2 separate regions of the Homo sapiens genome follow, and region 2 is linked to region 1. The links are chromatin loops, found by intact Hi-C in ENCODE. Cell type or tissue: mammary epithelial cell. All regions are shown on one strand. Each heading gives the region's core, and the rest is flanking DNA. Links, peaks and the distances in the headings are about the cores only. Region 1 overlaps LOC105371604 (a long non-coding RNA gene). Region 2 overlaps ATP1B1 (ATPase Na+/K+ transporting subunit beta 1).

What was found. Hi-C counts contacts between places; a loop is a spot of excess contacts. Peaks named below come from ENCODE experiments on the same cell type or tissue, not always from the same donor. Only the 100,000 strongest peaks of a DNase experiment are listed, where the experiment ranks them.
Region 2: a loop joins it to region 1, with 5 times the contacts of the local background. A loop is called at or near these places in 11 of 110 quality-filtered maps.

Annotation. Positions count from the first base shown.
Region 1 is chr1:168,633,992-168,642,330 of GRCh38, forward strand. It overlaps LOC105371604 (a long non-coding RNA gene), which reads right to left. Exons shown (of 3, transcript XR_922259.3): 2 at 7,158-7,284; 3 at 4,133-4,775. Among named protein-coding and RNA genes, the nearest start is that of XCL1, 62 kb to the left of the region's middle. In mammary epithelial cell, for the core only: CTCF peaks have their summits at 2,379 and 3,589 (motif pointing right); DNase peaks (open chromatin) are centred at 2,400 and 2,920; H3K27ac peaks cover 2,039 bases.
Region 2 is chr1:169,130,762-169,139,100 of GRCh38, forward strand. It overlaps ATP1B1 (ATPase Na+/K+ transporting subunit beta 1), which reads left to right. Exons shown (of 6, transcript NM_001677.4): 6 at 531-1,958. The coding sequence ends at 794. It overlaps NME7 (NME/NM23 family member 7), which reads right to left. Exons shown (of 12, transcript NM_013330.5): 12 at 1,770-2,056. The coding sequence ends at 2,024. Among named protein-coding and RNA genes, the nearest start is that of ATP1B1, 28 kb to the left of the region's middle. In mammary epithelial cell, for the core only: a CTCF peak has its summit at 3,612; no DNase peak of the experiment used is centred there.

The DNA of each region.
Region 1 (8,339 bases), core at 296-8,295:
GTGATTAGTTCTATGACAGCAATAGTGTCACTATACTTTTTCCCTTTTCATACAATGCTTGGAAGGATTTGCACTTTTACAATAGCCTTTGTGTAGAAGAGGATATAAGTAAATATGAGTATTGTAGTGTAAGTATATAAAAATGATGGCATTGAAACATTTCTAATTTTTTTAATATTAGAAAAATCTAAGACTAAAATGTGTTTATTTTAAACATGAGACATAAAGTAAATTAAATTCTGAGCAATAATAATGTTATAAAAAAAGTTGATGATTGTTCATCAATTAATTCTTGATAAAAGTGCCAAAGCAATTCAATGGAGAAAGGATAATCTTTATAACAAATGGTGTGAAAACAATTGATATCCATGTGCAGAAAAGACCTCAAATCTTACCTCATATCTTGCATAAAAATTAACTTGATATGGATCATCATAAACATAAACATAAGAGTGAAAATTGCAAAACTTTTAGAAGAAAAATTAGAAAAAAATCTCAGTGACCTTGGGTTAGGCCAAGGAGGCTGGAGCCCAGTCAGTGAAGGAGTGAGGAACCAGTTACGATGGGGAAGTGGACAGGGCTGATCGTGTTCAGGTTTGTTTCATTTGTCAAGAATGTTTTATAAAGTGGTTGAATACCTCTAGAAAGAGGTACATGGTGTTTGGCTGTCTCTTGATTTATGTTTTAAAATGGTCATCTTGGCTGTCATTTGGAGAATGGTTCCCAGTGAGGGCCAAGTGTAAAGAGGGGGTTCGATAAGGAGGATTGACACTGTTACATGGCTGAGATGAGAGCTATTGGGGCCTTGTATCAGTGTGATATCAGTAGAGATGGAAAGAAGTGAACAGATGGAGGATATTTGCCTATCACTTTATGGTTTGCAAAAGACTTTCAGATACTTTATCTCTTTTGGTTTTACAACAATCCTTGCGAGGTAGTAAAGATATAATTCTCATTTTGCAAGTAAGGGAATTAGCCTCTGAAAATGTAGATTTGTTTCTATCCATACAGCTAGTAAATGGAAGGGCTGTGTGGGGAAACTCAGTCTTCTTGATACAGTAGAGATGTTGCTTATTCCCTACCAAATTCCCTCCCCTGGAGCCAGAAGAAATCCCACACATGAGCATCATCGCCATAGCTAAATACAGTCACACTTTTTGGCTCTTTTCTGCTATAGCTCTATTTTGGGTTAATTTACCTCGTACTGACTCTCAAACAGTTTAACAGCTATTTCAGGCATCTATTTCTGCTCAAAGATGCACTGCTCCTATTTTTGTAAGCCAGATGATGCAGAGAATAGGTAATGCGATAGGAAAATTTTGCCCCTCATAAATCACTGACTCACATCATAACAAGATTACCAGAGATCCAAATATGTACTGTCTAATGACATCTGTAAAGATGACAGCACATGATTATATTCCTCTTTGATGTTTTAATAGTATTTACACAAAATAAAGACTATTTATAAAAAAGATACAATATTTGATATTTTACAGATATTATCTCCACTATTTTTTGCAATAATGCTGATAGGCTCAAGGACGTTAATTATCCCAAATACTTAGAAAGTGCTTTGTTTCAATGTTTGAATTCAAGTCTCTAAGGCCAAAGGCCAAGTTCTTTCCACCATGATACTGTTTATTAGAAGAAAGAGTAAAACCATTATGTACTTTCCTTCTTGGCATTTAGTATTTCCATCCCAGCCAGCACCAGCAGTGGGAAGCAGGCACGATTTCCCATAATTGAATACTTTAGTAAAGAATTTACAACTCAGAAGCACCACAAAATACAGTTCTTAGACTTTCTTCTAGATCATACCTACAATAAGAATCTTTGATCTTCTGCAGGCGTGACACTTGTTTATTATTTTATTTTACATGACTCCAGCACTCCTTCTCTCTACAAATACTACATGAACAACCCTGCTATTCAGCATAAGTGAATTAAAATGAAATTTTCCCATTTGTTCTTTTTAGGGATTTTTGCAAATGCTCTGGAAATTTGCAAGACCAGTGATTTGTTGACATCAGATCTATAGCCGGTAGCATTGTCAGCTGACAGCTTTCCAAAGAAGATAGGAAGTAATCAGTGCAACCTTTGTGGAAATTTGTTTAATAAAAACCCAGAGCAACATTGAATCTATATTCAACAAGAAAGATCTAAGTCTTAATATTCATATTGAGAAACTGGTTTGGAATGTTGATAAGATAAGTTGAATATAAATTATTACCAAACATAAACCTCTTTGGGGGATTTTGCTTATTTTCATTATCAAATAATGGCAATCAGTTTAGTTTTGCTGGTCAGTGACTAACCCTAAACCTCTTAACCTAGCTGGGAATAGGATGTCAAGCTTTGGTAGTGAGAGCTAGATGGCACTATGGTGTAATTCTGTGGGGTGCCCAATTATGAAGAGTTTGTCTGATTGTGATGATAGAGGTTTCTGGAATAAGAAATTCTGCTCTTTTTTGCTCGTGTCTTCTCTAACTGCACTTCTCTAAGTGCAATATAGTACAACATAGGAAGGCTAGGAAGAAGTTTCTGGTGTAGGAAGGCTGAAGATGAGCATTGTCTTCTGTCTTGCTCATTCACTCCTGCTCTTGATTTCTTTCTGATAAGCTGTGTGTGACATGCACAGATACACACACACACACATAAACACACACACACCCTTGTTGAGACTTTTTCTTTAAAAATCAATTAGGAGTATTTCAGACAAAAGATGATTTACACTCCTTCTAACCCATGTCCCTGATTCAGCAGTTTTTCCCTCTGGTGACACAGGTGCTATTTATAGGTCATACACGAGCTGAGGCCAGAGCCTACTATGTGAACAGCTTGTACTGTGGCAAGAAGGACAATGATTGTGAAAGCTAATCATATGAATTGGGGCATTCTTGTTATACCCTACTAAAACAGGGTGGAGAAGCCAGGGGGAGAAAACATTCCAAGCACATGACATTGATCTAAGAATGTAATTCTCTGCAAGCCTAGTTGCTGAAATTTCCTGCTGAAACCTGATTTATCTAAGAGCTGCTGAAACAACCCCTTGTGTTTTACCTACTGCCTTCAGTCACCAACCAAATCCTGCCAACTCTCCCAGACCTTACTAGTGCCAGTGAGCTTTTGCGAAGGACAATATGTAACGTTTCCTTTTTTAAAAAATAAAACCCCTAACCTCTTTGTTTTTGGGACATGCTAAAGACAGTCTGCATGTATGGCCTGAATTACCATTGTTTCCTCCCCACGAAATGGCTTAATTTCAGAGATTCATCTCTATGCTTTATTTGACTTTGACAGTACTTTAGAATTGGAAGAAGACATTAGCAGTTTCTCAGTTCAACTTCCCACTACCGGATGTTTGAAGTTCATCTCCTTAATTTTGAAAAACATTTGATTTCCTGATATTTGAGTCTATTTGCAGAAGTTTAGGAAGGCTAGGAAGAAGTTTCTGGTGTAGGAAGGCTGAAGATGTCGGCCATGACTGTGCAGTCTCCTATGATAGAGCAAGACAGGATGAAACTGAAGGGCCAGGAGATTAACAAAATGGTACCTTCTAAGTGTGTGCTGCTATGTTACATGGCATCCTGTAGGGGGAGCTAAGCCATTCAACAGCTTTAGCTGTAGCATTTAAGGCAATGATATCTTTTGCGTCTCACAACTCCTCTTTCTTTACCCTCCCTCCGTAGCTTTCCAGCTGCCAGAAATGTTATAAATACGTCATCTGCCCTCGATACAAGAAGAACAGACTATTCAGAGCACAGGAAAGAGAAAGACCATGATGGAAGAGATGATTGTGTGAGGGCCTCTAGGAAAATTTCCCTTCCCTCATATTTCCCCTTCAACCTGTCTGAGGATCATAGACACCCATTCTCAGAGATAAAGTGTATTTCTGAATTGAGGCTAGTTTTACTCCATAGGAACTTGTCAAAATGTACATGTCTTTGTTCACATAGTATGACCAGGTTTCCTGCAAACAATTTAAAAGAAAATGAGAAAATAAAAAGAGGTAAGCTATTGGAGTGCTGAGAATAGTGTTCTAAAAAATAAGTGGGATTCTAGGTAATTTTTGATAGGAGGAGAAGTAATGGCTGGAAGATGTGAGTGAGGTCTGGCTGCAGGAGTAGAGGTCTAAATGAGACATCTTGGGAATCCCGGGCAACTAGAGGTTAGCTTGAAGGTGAAACATTGGGAGGGGGATTGGTATTTGTGAGGGAGGAGAGGGTCATCTGTGAGGGAGGTGATGAGGAAGTGTCAAAAATTACTTTACTTGGATCCAAGTTCTCTTGAGAATTTGTCCTGGAACCTAAGGTTCTATTCTCATCATAAATGCACTTTTAATTTTTTAGTATTTAGAAAATCCATTCCATGTAGCATTACTGTTGGGTGCCTCTTTAACATTCTTTTCTTCCGCTCTTACTTCCTCACAGACTTGGTTTTGTTAGTATAAACAACCACGTCCGGAGAGCCATGTGTCTAGGGAAGGCTGGTCCCCGGGCCAGCCCAGGGATGGAGGTTGAGGGAGTTGACAATGATGTTCCAAGCCAATCAAAGTGGTTCTACGCACTTTAGGTGTCTTTGGTTCAGGGCAAATGATAATTCTGGCCACTGAACCATGAAGAAAAGTCTGTTGGGGGCAGCTAGGAAAAGTTAACTTGCTTTAACAAAGATACAGACAGAAAATGGTTTCTTCTTCCTCTAAACATTTTCTTGTCTGGATGATGTCACGTCTGGAATTACTGTAGAATCTTGAAACCAGGAGAAAAACGAATCTGAGGGCAAAATGACCCATCCAAAATGTCAGGACACATAGAGAGAGAAAGAAATTGGATTCTAATGCTGTTAAATCAGCTGACTCTGCAGTCACCCTATCTCGAGAGTTCTTGCTTTGTGGCGTAATGAACTTTCTTTTTGCCCCAGCTTCACTGAGGCATAATTAACATAAAACTGTATATACTTAAGGTATATAACTTGAAGTTTTGATAAATGTACACATTGTGAAATGATCACCACATTCAAGCTAAGCTAATTAACATATCCATCACCCAAATAGTTTCTTTCTTTTCTTTTTCTCTTTCTTTCTTTCTTTCTTTCTTTCTCTTTCTTTCTTTCTTTCTTCCTTCCTTCCTTCCTTCCTTTCTTTCTTTTTTTCTTTCTTTCTTTTTTCTTTCTTTCTATCTTTCTTTCTTTCTCTCTTTCTTTCCTTCCTTCCTTCTTTCTTTTTCTCTCTCTTTCTTTCTTTCCCTTCCTCCCTCCCACCCACCCTTCCTTCCTTCCTTCTCTCTCTTTTTCTTTCTTTCCCTTCCTCCCTTCCTTCCTTCCTTCCTAGAGTATTTACAATGTATCTCTTAGCAAATTTCAAGTATGCAGTACAGTATTAGCTATTTTTTAAGTTTATTGAGGTAAATTTATATACATGAAAATGCATTCTTTTTTGCATAGAAGTCTGTGAGTTTAAACAAAAACATTGGAATTGTTTATCTGTTATGCATTGTTAGTGTCTTTTCTGATTAATTAAGTCATTTTATTCAGAAAATATTTATTTTGCATTAACTGTGCCAACCAGGTTCTATATAGAATTTACAATGAGACATGACATGGTCCTTTGCTTCAAGAAAATAATTATTTCCTAAAAAATATGCAAATGAAAGATGATTCTATAGTAGCACTATTTTGAAAACTAAATCTCAGAGTCTTTAGTTTCATTCGTTCAACCATTCACTCTTTTATTAAACATTTGTTGAAAGCGTATGATGTCTGTCTGCAGATATATAAAAGATAAAATCCATCTTCAAAGGGAGACAGAATTGTAAATTAAGAGTTATAATACAATAAAATGTGTTCCACTAGGAGTTTGTATAACTTTTTATCAGCACGTTAGTTATGGCACATATAAATTTCTTTGTAATCTTGTCAATCTATGCCTGCTTTTGCTATTCTCTTAGTTTATAAGAACCTTGAAGGCTTTAATAACTCATGTCTGACTCTTCTTTGTACCTCCAGAAAAACTAGCATATTGTCTTGTCTAGTAAATGCTCAAAATAAATATTTGTAGAATAAATTAAATATTTGTTGAGTAAATGAGACAAGTTTAGTAGGTCTTGAAGGAAGTGTCACATTTGTCTCTAATGCCTAGATCCTTTGACTAATGTAAGTGACTAAAGAAAAGTCAAAGGCACAACTATTTATGATAGAAAAAATTTTTACACAGAAAGTTGTCATTACCGCTATCTTTATTTTGGCCTTCCTAACCAACATTTAAGATAAATCAAGTGGTCCATCTTTAACTTTTGACAAAGGCAAATTGAGTGCCCTATCTCATTGACATTTGACCAAATAAGGATGTAATGATGTTCCATTGACCTTTATCTAGGCATAATTTGTCATATCAGCTGAATCTAGTCTTGTCAAATACTGATATATAATTTTCCATAATTCAGCATATTTTTAGAACCCTTCTCTTTCATGCTATTCATAATTTCCAACATTGTGCCCTGCAGATCTACTTGGCTTTAACACCTGGTTTTTGAGGGTGTATAATGTACTAGAACATATATAATCTGATTTAGTTCTCACAACAGCCATATAAAATTTTCAATACTCACAAATACCTATTACAAATGCTAATAATGTAAACACCATATCCCTTTCTAAACGTTACATGTACTCTTGTGTGGGCTGCATTTTTACATAGATATTTGGAGGAAAACCAAGAGATGTGGTTCAGTTAAATAGGCAGTTAATTTAAACTCCCTTGTTCTTACAGTGTGTGTTGTGTTTTGTTTACATATGAAGAACGGGACATCACAAAGGCTGGCAGATCCAAGTGAGCACTGCATGAAGGGAGAGGGCAGGTAAACTGGAGATGGAGGAATTGGCCCTAGCGCTGCACTACCAGCAATTATTTAGGGAATTTTTCTCCAAATGTATATGTTCAGAAGCTATGTAGAGAAACATGATCTCATGCATAAAAGCATTTGAGAAATGCCCTCTATTGTATCATAATGTAAAGGTTCAAAGCAGTCCTTCAGCAAAGGAATTTTGCTCAACCAAGCTTTTTCCAAACTTTACCAAAGAAATGTTGGTAGATGTATTTATATGTGCAACATTCATTCATTTCTTTATTCATACAATAGGTATTTCTGAGCACTTACTTTGTGCCGGGTCCAGACACTGGAGATTCCAGCAGATAAATCTTCATCCTCATGGCTCTTGCCGAATAGGGATATATCAAGGAACAGATTTTGGGAAACACTGGTCAAGGAGTTCTTGCAACCACTGCTATAAGAAGGAAAAATTCAAGGATATATGATTTTTTCTTTATATGTGTAAATATGTGGGACAATTACTAGTCATCAGAGCAGTGGGCTCTCATCTTGCTTTGGCTCTTACAAATATGCTCCAGGGGCAAAGTTACAAAAACCACAGGACTTGAGGGCTTAGAGAAATGTTTTTCTCTTCGTTCTATAAGCTAATTTGATGCCCCAACACACAAATACTTGCTGACCATGAGTATTGTTTGTGGCCAGCTGGCCATACAGATACCTTCTCTGGAACCTTCCTGGTTTCTTCCCGACCTGTGTTCGCTCTCATTCCCGTCTTTACTTCCATCAGAATATTTGTTTACATATCCCCAACCTCAATCCCACCTTTTACTTGTCTAGCCTTTATATTTATGCCAATTTTTCTCAGTAATTTCCTACAGAATGAGGAAAAAATGACTTTTGTAGTTATGCCATAGAATCTTTGAGAGAAAAGTTTCAGAATAGTAACAAAATCTAAGGTGAAATTGAAAAGAATTGGGTGGTGAGTAGAATTGGAAGTGAAGAAAGTTAGTGATGGAGTTGAGAATTTGGGGTAAAAGGAAGGCAGAAGTGAAGAAAGTTAGTGATGGACTTGAGAATTTGGGGTAAAAGGAAGGCAAGATAAAGAAAGTTTACTTAACTAGTTTAGCAGAAAAGTTTTAATGAGCATTTATGGCCACAGAGAACATTTAGGTGTATCTTTAGTGTGAGGTAAAGAATCCTGAGAAAGGAGATTCATTTCCTAGGTGAAGGAGTCAGGTTGGCAGGAAGGATTAATTATGAAAAAAAAGGAGTTTATTTTATACTTGATTCAGATGGGAATGAAGAAAGGCTGGACATAAAAACTTTGAAATTGACATAAGCTGTTTCATTCAGACCTGTTTCATTCAGAGCCACATGCGTTGTCTACTATTCCTTTACAGAATATGTCACTAGACATTGAGTCAGCTTTTCCTGTAGTTCCTAAAGGGGAGGTAAAGCCCAAAGATGAAGACAAAAGGCTGTAAGTGTCCAGCATTCTAAGTTAAAAGA
Region 2 (8,339 bases), core at 1-8,000, 500 kb after region 1:
ACAGAGCAAGACTATCTCAAAAAAAAAAAAAAAAAAAAAAAAAAAATTGAAAGACTAAGGTAACAATTAGTGCATGTTTCCTTTGGATCCAAAAACTAATGGACCGTTTAGAGAGAAAGGCAGAACAAAGAAAGGGAGTTCCCAGACAGTGCTAGCACCAAGCAAGGAAGTGGAGATTGATTTCTCAACAAGAAAATGAGAGGCAAGTAGTAAACTTTGGAGATAATATCACTAGACAGATTATTTACTGGGCCAACAGCAAGGTGTTTCTGCCTTTCAATGTTGGCCTTGTTTCTAGGAGGCTTGAAGAATGCTTATTTGGCATTTGACTCAGCTTCCCCATCCATTTGCACATTGAGAATAGTCTCTTCTTATGACCATTTCTCAAGGCTGCAATGGAATAGACTGAGTAGATGTTCTTTCCTCTCTCAGTAGTTTGCAAACTACTGTGTAGATTGAGTCTTGTTTTTGAGTACACATAGTGATGCATGATGTGAGCCATTAAAATTTCATTTCATTCTGGATTTCAGCGAGATGAAGATAAGGATAAAGTTGGAAATGTGGAGTATTTTGGACTGGGCAACTCCCCTGGTTTTCCTCTGCAGTATTATCCGTACTATGGCAAACTCCTGCAGCCCAAATACCTGCAGCCCCTGCTGGCCGTACAGTTCACCAATCTTACCATGGACACTGAAATTCGCATAGAGTGTAAGGCGTACGGTGAGAACATTGGGTACAGTGAGAAAGACCGTTTTCAGGGACGTTTTGATGTAAAAATTGAAGTTAAGAGCTGATCACAAGCACAAATCTTTCCCACTAGCCATTTAATAAGTTAAAAAAAGATACAAAAACAAAAACCTACTAGTCTTGAACAAACTGTCATACGTATGGGACCTACACTTAATCTATATGCTTTACACTAGCTTTCTGCATTTAATAGGTTAGAATGTAAATTAAAGTGTAGCAATAGCAACAAAATATTTATTCTACTGTAAATGACAAAAGAAAAAGAAAAATTGAGCCTTGGGACGTGCCCATTTTTACTGTAAATTATGATTCCGTAACTGACTTGTAGTAAGCAGTGTTTCTGGCCCCTAAGTATTGCTGCCTTGTGTATTTTATTTAGTGTACAGTACTACAGGTGCATACTCTGGTCATTTTTCAAGCCATGTTTTATTGTATCTGTTTTCTACTTTATGTGAGCAAGGTTTGCTGTCCAAGGTGTAAATATTCAACGGGAATAAAACTGGCATGGTAATTTTTTTTTTTTTTTTTTTTTTGTTTTTTGGCTCTTTCAAAGGTAATGGCCCATCGATGAGCATTTTTAACATACTCCATAGTCTTTTCCTGTGGTGTTAGGTCTTTATTTTTATTTTTTTCCTGGGGGCTGGGGTGGGGGTTTGTCATGGGGGAACTGCCCTTTAAATTTTAAGTGACACTACAGAAAAACACAAAAAGGTGATGGGTTGTGTTATGCTTGTATTGAATGCTGTCTTGACATCTCTTGCCTTGTCCTCCGGTATGTTCTAAAGCTGTGTCTGAGATCTGGATCTGCCCATCACTTTGGCTAGTGACAGGGCTAATTAATTTGCTTTATACATTTTCTTTTACTTTCCTTTTTTCCTTTCTGGAGGCATCACATGCTGGTGCTGTGTCTTTATGAATGTTTTAACCATTTTCATGGTGGAAGAATTTTATATTTATGCAGTTGTACAATTTTATTTTTTTCTGCAAGAAAAAGTGTAATGTATGAAATAAACCAAAGTCACTTGTTTGAAAATAAATCTTTATTTTGAACTTTATAAAAAGCAATGCAGTACCCCATAGACTGGTGTTAAATGTTGTCTACAGTGCAAAATCCATGTTCTAACATATGTAATAATTGCCAGGAGTACAGTGCTCTTGTTGATCTTGTATTCAGTCAGGTTAAAACAACGGACAATAAAAGAATGAACACATTCCTCGTGTGTGATTCACTCTTGTCTAAATGTCCCAACCTGTGACTTCTTTACTTTCCACACCACTAATTATCCAAGATCTTGAAGAAGTATTGAACCTGAAACGGAGAAACACATAATTTCTTAGTTCAGACAAATTTTGGTCTTTTCCACTTAACAGAGTCCAAGAGGTTGGTCAGGACTTCAGACACTGGCATACCCCTTCCCAAAGACACTAAAAGTTAATCAATCAATCAGAGGCAGAGAATCGATGAAGCTCCAGTTTGAAGTTCCATTTAAAAAAATCATCTTGCAGTGCTACTGCTACTTCACTCAGTTTAGAAAACATGAAGTGTTGGTTCCTGCTATTGCTTCACTAGACATATGTGTTAAAAAAAAAAGTTGTTAGCACTTCAGTTTTTAAAAAATGAGGTTAGGTTTGTGGTTCAGTAAATTAAGGTTCATACCTTGCTTTTTGGTTCAGGGATTGGCCTAAGTCCTTATTTAGCTGTATTTAAAAATTAGCCTTAGTGTGAAAGAAGATAAAAAAGCTTTCCAAAAAACATTTTCCAGCTATAATTATTAAAGATTTAGTATCACTTAACTAACATGGGAAATGCCCACACTAAAATCAGGGCATTGTATTTCTGAAACGGAAACCTTTCGCAAAGCCTGTGCAGGCAGAGGAGCTCACACACATCCTTGACGTGGCACTGTGTCTTCAGGGGTGCTGCCCTCTTACAGAGAGACAGATCTGGAGGCCATGGCCGTTTTGGTGAGAAATGCCAGAAACAGCTTCAGTTTCCACCTACTGCTTCATATTTATAATCACAGTAATCTATTTCTCGTTTTGCTATTTCTAGAGCAACAAATTGTGTGATGCGAAATTAGTACCAGAGGAACAATGACTCCACTTAACAAAAAAATAGCAAGGGAACTATGAAAAATGGCACAACTGCTTAACTTTAATAGTTGAAGTCTTTAGGAGACTTCAGTAGTTGAAATGACACAGAAAAATCCTCAAACTAACATACCTACATGAAACTGAGTTTCTCAAAGTAACCCACATTTATGGAAATAGAAGTTTGTCTTGCAGAAACATCAGCTCATTTTGTAAGGTGTATGTGATATTTAAATTTGTGATGCTTGTGAATAAGGGAATGGGGCTTTAGGTCTGAGGAAAGGGGAGCATTCATTCAAACTGGAGGGTATTTTGCATTTTTAAGGCTGCTATAAGGTCACGACCTTGGTGAGACTTAACCTGTTTTCGTATGTATTGTGTACTTTCTGTTCTAAGCCATTGTGTGTGTCTGTAACTTTCTCCAAGATTCTCTCCAAATCTTGCTTCTCTTAATTTCTCCAGATTGTGCCAACCTATTTCCCACTCCTGATCTTTAGTGTTATATCACCACTAGGAGACTGGGGAATGTGGTTTGTGTTCTTAGACTCAACAGATACCTACCATATGCCAAGCATTCTTCTAACAGCTAGTGAGAGATCTATCAGTGAACAAAACAGACAAAACTCCATCTTTTTTCCTCTGCTGCTCATATTCTAGTGTTAACCATTTGCATATTTCTCAGACTCTTCAATACATTTATTATTTCTTTTTAATCAGTTTATTCTGACCCTCAGTAGATGACATATTTCATGGGTGTAGGGACAGTGCCATCTATCTCCCTTGGGGTGTTCTTACATTCAAGAAATGGGTTTTCACACAAGTCCTGTCAAATACTTAATTCCTTACACAATATAAAGGGATTGAGTTTTTCAAAGATAGGCTGACTACTTGGAATGAAAAGCATTTAAATACTGAAGAGAGAAAAAGGATTCTCTTTTCAACCCTTCATATTCTCGGAAGGAAAACTGAAATACCGAGTTAGTATGTCCTCAACCCTGGTTAATTTCCCTTGCAAACAAAGAGGGACAGGCCTTGGTGTCAGAAGCTTTGCCATAAGATGTTACCTAGCTAGGATTTTTAAACTGGTTTTCATTGTATTTTATTACCTTCAATTAAGAATAGTTTAAAACAAGTAGTTTTCCATTTATAGCAGTAAAATAAATTTGTTCAAGTATAGCACTGAATGGATTTAAAGAAAAATAGTAAAATTTCAGGTGGTAAATATGATAAAAAGCATGGAAGTGATAAATGGTTGGCTAAAATTTAGGACTCTGCTTGACAGTATAGCATTTTAGGCCAGGCACAGTGGCTCATGCCTGTATCCTAACACTTTAAGAGTCTGAGGTTGGAGGATCACTTGAGCCCAGGAGTTCAAGATCAGCCTAGACAACATAAGGAGATCCCCCCGTCTCTACAAAAAAAAAAAAAAAAAAAAAAAAAAATAGCCGAGCATGGTGGTACACGCCTGTGATCTCAGCTACTTGGACGTCTGGGGTGGTAGGACAGCTTGAGTCCAGGAGGTTCAAGTCTTCAAGGCTTCGGTAAGCCTGGGCAACAGAGTGAGACCCTGTCTTGAAAAACAAAAACAAAAAAAACAACCAAAAACGGCATTACCCAGAACCTATCTACTTTAGAACAATAGCATGCCCTGTCTGCTCCAGCTGCACCTAATACCAGAGGGAACTGCTCCAACTCCAAATTAAAAACATTATCAGTGATCAGAAACAAAAGTTCCGTTATGAGAACCTTTCAAAGCTCAGTAATAGCTTAAACTCCTGGCTTCTTAAAGGATTAGTAACACTTTGATATCTGTGTATATTTGGCTCACAGAGGAGAACCAAATAACATTACCTTGAAAATCTAGGACTAAGGGACCTTATGAATACAGAGGGAAACTATCCAAGGAACAGACAATAGCAGTTTTAATTGAGTGAATAAAGTGATCTTGGTTTCAAATTCAACTGAGAAAACATGACTTTCTCCTTTTTTCTTTAAGAGGGGGCTACTGTTAACCAGACATGTTATCTGTAGTCCCCTGGGCTCTACACTGAGAAAGATGATCAAGAAATAGATAAGCCTGTTATTCTTCCAACCGATGGTTCCAATGAGCACCCATATCCTAGTCATGTGAAACAAAGGGGTGAAACAAGGCGGGTATCTTGGTTCATGCTTTAATTCTCTATTTTTCTCTGAGGGACTTTCAGCATCAGTCCTTTCTGAGGGATTAAGTATCTTACTAAGGTGTTGACTCTTATTGACTACAGAATTCAGCTCTTTCATTTAGTCACAAAGGCATCCTAGACCCTAAGAGAATGCCCATATTGTAGTAAAGCATACTATCTGTAGCTAGCTTTATCACAAAGCCTTTACAAAACTTGGATTTCATAAAATCATAGGCGGCCTCTAGGGCTATCTTTTCCAAGGAGACACATACATTCCCCCTTAGTGTTGACCCTATACAGACCAGGCAGGAGGTGACACGGGTTAATTTAAAACAGCCAGCCACATATATCGGGCACAGCCAGTGCCCGATATAGTCATTACTTGGTCTGTCTTTTGGAGTGCTTCAAGGAGTATGGAACAATCCTGCAGGAATAGGACATAGGATCCTTTCCTTTTGATAAGGAGCAGGGGTTCTGAAATAACCAGCAGGTAAAGATTAGGCCTTGGGGAGGTTCTGATGAGTCTGCTTTGGAGCCTCTAGACAGCAAGAGAATAGTATAATAGTATAATACAACTCAGGTTATACTGCAGAAAATGAAACATAATAGATGGAGAAGTCCATGCCTACCATAAACGTTTGAAACCTTTGCCTAGAGCAGGCCTTTCTTTTCTTTCATTTGCAAATTTCTCCTGAGCCACCTGCTATGTACCCAGCACTGACAATGAAATGTTGGGGTGGGGTAGAGGTAGGGGGTCACAGGGGAGTGTCCAAACACACTAGGTCCTCATGAAATTTTTACTTTTGTACTTCTAAACGTCTTACATGGTCTAAACTATTCTCATCGATACCACTTCCTTCCCCTCCTTCTTCTGCCATTCATGTAACATATTCAACATATCCAACGGATAATGATACTTGACTACCTATAAGATTAAGTTGAAGGCTCGTTCTGTCTTTATCACCATTAAATTTAAATAAGAACAATAGCTTACATTTATTTACTACTTTATAGTGCATAGTCTAATTTCACATATAAATCTCATTTCCTTCCCAATAGCTTTGTGAAGCTTGTTATTCTTTCATTAGTGTATCAGACACTTTAGAGGTGGAATGCAGGCATCTATTTTCCAATGGTTTTTAATGTTGATTGAGTATCAGAAATGCCTATGGAGTTATATTTTCTTTTAAATAAGAGTACAGATGTGCTTGAACACTTAGAGAATCTATCGCACAGTTGTGGAATTCCAGCACCAAATTAAAATATGTGTGCCTGTGTCACTACACTAGATTTTTGGATAAAATCTAGTCAGTTTGATTGAAGTGCAATTTTGTTAGTGTTCCAATAATATGATACTGAGTTTTAAATATATCAGTGTATTTAGTAGATGACCAACTTTCAACTCACTTGGGCCCCTTACAGCCAAGGCTGGCTGCATGGGCCTGCAGTCTGTGCACGGGGCCACATGCCTAGAAGAGCCTTGTGTTTGGTTTAATGCTCTGCTGCTGCTGTCTTGAAATTCTTAATGAATTTTGAAAAAAAGGCCTGACATTTTTATTCTGCACCAGTTCTGCTTAAAGCCAAGGGCGTCTACTGTAGGGTTGCTTTAGCATGGTTGTCCTAATGACTGAATGAAAAATGTGGTTGAAAAGGCTGCTTTTAAAATAAGCAATGAACAGATCGATGGTTGAGAGTTGGGCGGGTTGGGGAAGGTGCAGGGTGAGGCAGATTATGGAAGGTGTGAGCTGGCAGACTCAGCGGGCATGGAACAGAGGCCCTGTGATGGCGCTCTGCAGCCTTGGGCAGGGGTGAGGAGGGGAGGGCTTATGCTGTGGGGATGGCAAGAGGCAGCTACCAGTAGGGGATGCACATGTGAGCCTTGAATGAACCTTTGCTGGGCTCCCTTTCCCTTTTTGTCTTCCCTCTCCAAGGCACTACTTACTTTTCAGCTCCCAAAATATGGGGCTCAGAAGTGGTCAATAGTGAGGAAAGGAGTGGTAACTGAAAGAAGTCTAGGGTTCTCTGGGTGGAAAGACTCAGAGGAAACATTCAAACCTTGATAGAAAGGAGATGAAAAATCCATCCTTGCCTATTGTTGTAGCTATAGAACCCCAAAAGCCCTTGGGCTGCAGATGTACCCCCCACAAATCTATTTATGGTCTAATTAAAAAATTAAGTTGAACTTAATCATAACAGTGTCTTCTTCAGATATGCTTATCTTCTCCGTAGGTTTAGTTGACATATTTGAAATGTTTTAAGACTAAATGAGCCGGGTGCAGTGGCTCATGCCTGTAATCCCAGCACTTTGGGAGGCCTAGGCGGGTGGATCACCTGAGGTCAGGAGTTTGAGACCAGCCTGGCCAACATGGCGAAACCTCGTTTCTACTAAAAATACAAAAATTAGCTGTGCGTGGTACTGCATGCTTGTAATCCCAGCTACTAGGGAGGCTGAGGCAGGAGAATTGCTTGAACCCCGGGGGTGGAGGTTGCAGTGAGCTGAGATTGTGCCACTGCACTCCAACCTGGGTGACAGGGCGAGACTCCTCAAAAAAATAAATAAATAAAAATAAAAAAAAGACTAAATGAAAATGTCACATTAAAATGACTATACATTTTTCTAATTCTGGAAACCCAATGTCTTCAGAGTTCTCTTTTAAAAACCTCAAGGCCAGGTGCAGTGGCTCACACCTGTAATCCCAGCATTTTGGGAGGCCAAGGCAGGAGGATCACTTGAGCCCAGGAGTTCGAAACTAGCCTGGGCAACATAGAAAGACTCTGTCTCTACAAAAAAATTAACAACAAAAAAAATTAGCTGGGTGTGGTGGTGCACACCTGTAGTCCCAGCCGCTTGGGAGGCTGAGGTGAGGGGATCACTTGAGCCTGGGAAGTCGAGGATGTAATGAGCTAAGATCATGCCAGTGCACTCCAGCCTGGGTGACAGAGCAAGACCCACTCTCTAAAATATATATAGATATGTATATATGAAATTAAAAACTCAAAAGATAAAAACCTCTTGATTCCTCTGACTGCCACCCACTAAGGAGAAAATTCCCTTTTAAAAGCTGGAAGGTAATTATATCTCAGCCCAGAGTAGAGTGGTGCTGACTTTTCTCTTTATGGAAAATATTTACCTTCTTTGCTAATATAACTAAAGGCTACAACTTTCCATAAATTCATCATAAAATTGTGTTTCATGACTCATCATTATCTAGCCCCTTTTGCCTCGAAGATGGTTTTGGTTGTAACTGGTATCTCCCCAGTCTCTCAAAATATGAACAGATGTTTGTTGCTTCTGTTCCCTTCTCCTCCCTACCTGTAATGATTAAAAAGGTATTCTCT